Linked DNA regions of Homo sapiens: region 1 is linked to region 2. A link is an interaction called in ENCODE POLR2A ChIA-PET data of the cell type or tissue named here. Cell type or tissue: PC-9. All regions are shown on one strand. Links, peaks and the distances in the headings refer to the core of each region. The heading gives the core; the rest is flanking DNA.

Evidence for each region. ChIA-PET counts read pairs that join two places held together with the same protein. Peaks named below come from ENCODE experiments on the same cell type or tissue, not always from the same donor. Only the 100,000 strongest peaks of a DNase experiment are listed, where the experiment ranks them.
Region 1: POLR2A ChIA-PET joins it to region 2 with 7 read pairs; 4 of 35 experiments call an interaction of 5 or more read pairs at or near these places.

Annotation. Positions count from the first base shown.
Region 1 is chr10:22,995,929-22,998,848 of GRCh38, forward strand. It overlaps ARMC3 (armadillo repeat containing 3), which reads left to right. Exons shown (of 19, transcript NM_173081.5): 11 at 2,220-2,469. All of the region lies in intron 2 of LOC107984215 (a long non-coding RNA gene), which reads right to left. It also overlaps the pseudogene RNA5SP304. Among named protein-coding and RNA genes, the nearest start is that of ARMC3, 69 kb to the left of the region's middle. In PC-9, for the core only: no CTCF peak of the experiment used is centred there; no DNase peak of the experiment used is centred there.
Region 2 is chr10:23,051,828-23,054,747 of GRCh38, forward strand. All of the region lies in intron 2 of LOC107984215 (a long non-coding RNA gene), which reads right to left. Among named protein-coding and RNA genes, the nearest start is that of MSRB2, 42 kb to the right of the region's middle. RefSeq lists an enhancer at 322-822. In PC-9, for the core only: no CTCF peak of the experiment used is centred there; DNase peaks (open chromatin) are centred at 194 and 1,384; H3K27ac peaks cover 963 bases.

The sequences.
Region 1 (2,920 bases), core at 133-2,632, 56 kb before region 2:
TCTTAACTCTACAGGATGTTTTAAAAAGTGAACATTCTCGAGGGAAAACCACCAAGTGACAAAGGAATCATGCATTTTGGCCAAGCATATTTATAATGATTAACAAATACAAGGTATTTGGTTTAAGGGGCTGATTGCATTAAATACCTCAAAAATAAGTCAAAGGAAAAAACTAATTTTTAAGGAGGTTAAGTATATATTATTAATTAGAAAATATGTATAATTTAACATTTTTGCTGGCAGTTGTAAAAGGTATTCAGTATTTCCATTGCAAAAATATGAGATGTTTCTGATAAACTAATATATTAGAACCTCCAACTTCTCCCTCTTTCATAAAACCTAATGAACGCCATGCCAATTAATAATAGGAGAGAAGATGAAAAGTGAAATTATCTTAAGAATGCTTATTTTATCCCCTAGGAAAGGAAATTAAATGCTGACCCTCGGGCTATTATAGTGAGTGATATAGGGCCTTTGGATATTTTTGTAGAGGTCAATTTTGGTTACATGTCATCTAACCAAATTTTAATTTTAAGGGACGTCATCCTAGAGAAAGAATGGGAGATACCACAGAAGGGTTAAATGTACAAGGACTGGAGAATGAGTAGAAACGAAGCAAGGCTCTGCCTTTGTGGGATGTGGTGTGTTTGATGGACTGGTTTATATAAGCCAGGGTGGGAGGTGGTCCTGCGAGGGTGACACCAACTGAGCCCTTCATTCTCCAGAGCTGCTGTCCCTCTTCATTACGTTCCTGCCCAGTCACTGTGGTTCAGTTTCTTTCAGAGCTGGTGCCCCAGTCACAGCCTGCTTACACCTATGGCTACCAGTCTCTTTATGGAGATTTCATTTACCTCCTCTCTGATGGATAATTGTCATAACTTCTTTTCTTGAGGTTGTGAGTCCTCCTTCACAATAAGCAAATTGAAGTGACAGTACCAAATTAAATTTAATTCATCACCATACAGGATGATGGGCTGAATCATATAGCTTCAGTTGTTTTTTTTTTTAATTTTGGTTATTATTATATAGTCCTAAATGAAAAAATGTGTCAAAAACTTAGATGTTCATATTATTGACATCTCAAGTATTTTTCTTGTCTTGACTTCTATTACTATGATGATTTAAATGGATTTTGAAAACAGAATTTTGGGTCTCCCTTTAAAATCAGGATGCTCTCTTTATCTTATTGCTTGGAACATCTCCTATTTATAGCAATTCCAAACATTGAAGAACATAACTAAAGTATCTTCCACTCATTAAAATGCTCTAATTTTTATTTTTACTACCTATGAGCTTTAAACTGATTTAAAAATAAGGACAGCTGGTGTCTGGAGCCCTTCCACCCTGGCTTCATCTTGGAAGCTAAGCAGGGTGGGGACTGGCTAGAACTTGGATGGGAGACTGCCCGGGAAAACCGGGTGCTCAAAAACAAGGACTATTCTGTGCTCTTAAAAGAAGATTTAGGCTATCTAATTGTGAAAAAATGTTAGTATATTAATGGTAACTGTAGTCTTTTACTAGAGACAGGAAATTTAATAACTGAATATGCCTACATTACTAAAATTATCTATTTATATACATATCATGACTTTGATCTTTAATGTTTAATTTGTAAAAGCAGTATTCACATGCAGAATGATTTGCTGCTTTCAAACCTGTTCATCTTTGCCTACAATTAACAACCTAATTTGAAGAAGAGGAAGACAGGCTAATGAATTTTAACTTAAATCAGGAGTTCCCATGCTCACTCATTCCTACTATTTAAGGCTTTTGTTTTCTTAATAGCTAGGAATATTTTATCTTCAAGAAAACTTTCTAAGAATTTTATGGTTCATGTATGAAATCACACAAGAGTTTCTTTAAATAGAATTTCCTGGTCTTACAAGTAAATAAAAATAATAATAATAATGGTTGTACCTTTTTTTTAAGAAGTAGTAGTCGTCTATTTCTGAGGTTTCTAAAAAGTAGTAATGATATATTTTTCTATAACCAAAAGCTGTACAAGTAGAAAAAGAATTATTTAAATTCATTCATAGCTCAAAATTTCCCAGACTCCATTTAAATCACTAGCACTCAATTCTGGGTTCATTGCATGGCAAATTAATTTATTTCTAAAATCGTATTTCTGTACTCATTTGTTTTAGCAGCTTAGTTGCATGCTCCAAAGATAATTTTTTGAATTCAGATGAATCACATTCATTTCTCTTTCATTTACTCAGCGCTGCTGCTGAAGCTGATGGTATTGATCCATTAATAAACCTCCTGTCTAGTAAACGAGATGGAGCCATTGCCAACGCTGCTACAGTATTAACAAACATGGCCATGCAGGAGCCCCTGCGCCTGAACATACAGAATCACGACATCATGCATGCCATCATCAGCCCACTGCGTTCTGCAAACACAGTCGTGCAGAGCAAAGCTGCTCTCGCTGTCACCGCAACTGCGTGTGACGTTGAAGCCCGGACTGAGGTGAGAATTTTAATAACATGTGTTCTCTCATTTTTCTGGTTAGTACCTACTGGTGGATTCATTGGAAACATTTTTAAGTGATTGAACCTACCTGTCATTTAAGTCCTTCAAAACCGGTAAAACAGTGGAAAACGAATTGGCATTGTCTTGTCTTGTTTGTTTAATTAGCAAAGAAGGTGAGCATGCCCTATAAACCCAGCAATTCTGTTTCTAAGTATATACCTAAGAGAATCTGTTGCCTCTGTGTACCAGGAAGCATTGTTTATAATATCTAAACAAATAATATCTAAAACAAACAAATTGTCCAATTGTTAAGAAAATAGATAATGCATCGTGCTGTAGCCATAAAATAGAATCTCATGTCAGTGAAAATGAATGAGCTACAGCCCCACATGTCAACAGCGATGAGTTCACAAGCATTATGCCAAGCAAAAACACGTTGTAGAAAAAT
Region 2 (2,920 bases), core at 92-2,591:
ATATTGAATATTTTAAGCCAAAGGAATTTGAGAAAGTGGCAGAAGCAGACAGGTCTCTCTCGCCTTCCCTTGAAGCAGGTCATGAGACCTTCATGTGCTCTCCCTCTGTTAGAGACATTTGAACCAGAGCGACTCCTCTTGAATAGGGGCTGGGTAATATGAGGCTGAGACCTACTGGGCTGCATTCCCAGGAGTTTAGGTATTCTTAGTCACAGGAGGAGACAGGAGGTCAACACAAGATACAGGTCACAAAGTCCCTGCTGATAAAATAGGATGTGGTTAAGAAGCCGGCCAAACCCAACATAAACAAGATGGCGACAAAATAAACCCCTGGTCACTTTCACTGCTCATTATATACTACTTATAATATATTAGCATGCTAAAAGACACTCCCACCAGTGCCTTGAGTGTTTACAAATGCCATGGCAATGTCCAGAAGTTACGCTATATGGTCCAAAAAGAAGAGGAATTCTCAGTTACAGGAACTCCCCACCTCTTTCCCAGAAAACTCATGAATAATCCACCCCTTGTTTAACATCAAATGAGGAAATAATCATAAAAATAACCAACTAGCAGCCCTCAGGGCTGGTCTTCTAAGGAGTAGCCATTTGTTTTCTTTACTTTCTTAATTAAGTCGCTTTCACTTTACTGTGTGGACTTGCCCCGAATTCTTTCTTGCGTGAGATCCAAGAAACCTCTTTTGGGGTCTGGATCAGGATCCCTTTCTGGTAACACCTCTATCCAGAGGAAAGCAGAATCCTTATTTCTGAAGACAGAGGGATGCTGAGAAGAATTTGAATGAACAGGTCTTGCCAAGTTTCCTCCAGTTGGCTACTTTTGTTCATACACCTTTGCCCTATCCCATTTTTCCACGACTTTCCACTCTTCACCAAATCAAGCATAAAAACACTCAGGTTTAACCATTTCTTTGAGTCTTCATTTTCTCATGAAGCTTCCCGTGTCTTATAAAACTCAGATTAAGTAAATTAATATGACTTCCTCTTGTTAATCTATCTTTTGACAGCCTAATGTTCAGGGCCTCATCCAATGAACATAAAATGGTTAGAAGAGAAAGATTTTTTTCCCCTCCCATCCACCTCCCATTTTTGCATGTAAAAACAAGAGTAGGAAAATCTGCCCAAATGGTTTCTGACAGCCCTAGGAGTATGATAAAAGGCTTCTTTTTTCTTAAAAGAAAAATCATATTTAATCACTCAGTGGCAGGAGTGGGACTTTCTGTTGTGAAACATCCAGAGACTCCCGCTTCCCTTTCTCCCAGAGAGAAAGAGCAGAGCTCAAGACTAGAGCCCTGGAAATTCAAGGGTGAGGGAGGGGCTCAGAAGAGCCATTGTTTCCTGATCTTGAGTGCTCCAGGCAACAGCTGGGCTTTCTAGGAATTCCAGTATTGCTGAGTGGGGAGGGTGTGTAGAAGGAAGGCTGCTCTTCAAGTTTGAACTTAAGATTCAAAATGTGCTGAGTCACAAGGTTCCACCCCTGGCAAACCCTGTGATGGGCAAAGCTGATTTTCCAACTCACCTTCCAGCCTTTTCTCCCAGTCCCCTGCATCCTCCTGCCACACACCTCCTCAGGCTTATCAGAGCCTGCTCTCTGGGGTCCCTCAATTCCAAAACCTTCATTCTAGAAGGATGAACTCCACCACATGACTGTAAAAGACCTTCTAGGAGAATCTGCATCATGAAAGCATAAAAAACTTGAAGCCAAATGACTGACTCTTTCATTGTGGAATTCATGTATGGGTGAACAAATAGAATGTATATTTTGTTTAATAGATACTTGCTTATTATGGACAATATGGAAGATACAGCAAGAAAGAAAAATATTTTTCTATCAACCACAGAGTACGTGTTTTGATCTATTTGTTTCCAGTCTATTCATCAGGACCTTTTTTTTTTTTTTTAAACTTAATGGCCTACTGAATATGCAGATTGTGTTCCTGTCTGGAGTATAGAACACAGGCATTTATTGAGGAAAGGCATGATGGGAGAGGGGCTGGGGACACCCCTGTGCTCAGAAGTCACACTATCCTCAGCAGCTACCATTCCCAGGTCCCTAGTGTTGTCATTTGTTCAAAGGAAAGCTGAGCAGTAAGAACCAAACTGGGGAGTTGCATTTTGGACCTTCTTCTTTCTCCTGTGCTTTGAGTCACTGGTGCTTTCTCAAAGGCCTGAGCTTTGTGGAATAGCAGCCACAAACCATGAAAAGTTGGGTGATAGGATATTGATGAGAAATCACCTGACACCAAATAGTTTCATAAATCAAGGTTCTGGAAGCTGGTCCCACAGTCAAGAGCAGCTGTAAGGAATGCACTGCAGCCCTGCCAGGTGAACATGGGGAGCAGAGGCAGCTCTTCTGACACCTTGCGGAGAATGGAAGTTTCCTTTGTGGGGAGGAGACACCCCCAGATGCACCATGCTCTGGCCAGTACAACTCTGCAGAAGGCAGGTGGCTGCCCGTACAGGGTTGGGCAGCTCAGGATGAGGTTCCAGCTAAAATGGGGCTCACTCCTGCTGACAACCAGCTAGCTCCATGCCTGATACCTCTCGACCTTCTTCAGAATGGAGAGCTTTAACAATAATTGACACTTTAGGACTATCGCAGTAATACAGCCTCATTGTAGAGTCAAATGTAGACAAGTATTTAAAGAAGCAACTAACGATCACTCATAGTCCCATGACCAGAGGTAACGAAATACTGTTAACATTTTGTCCCCTTATAGGCTTAAAAAAAACAAAAAGAAAAGAGATGTACCCATAGTTCTGTTACAGGAAGGGGGTCCAGATCCAGACCCCAAGAGAGGGTTCTTGGATCTCAAGCAAGAAAGAATTCAGGGTGAGTCCACAGAGTAACGTGAAAGCAAGTTTATTAGGAAAGTAAAGGAACAAAAGAATGGCTACTCCAT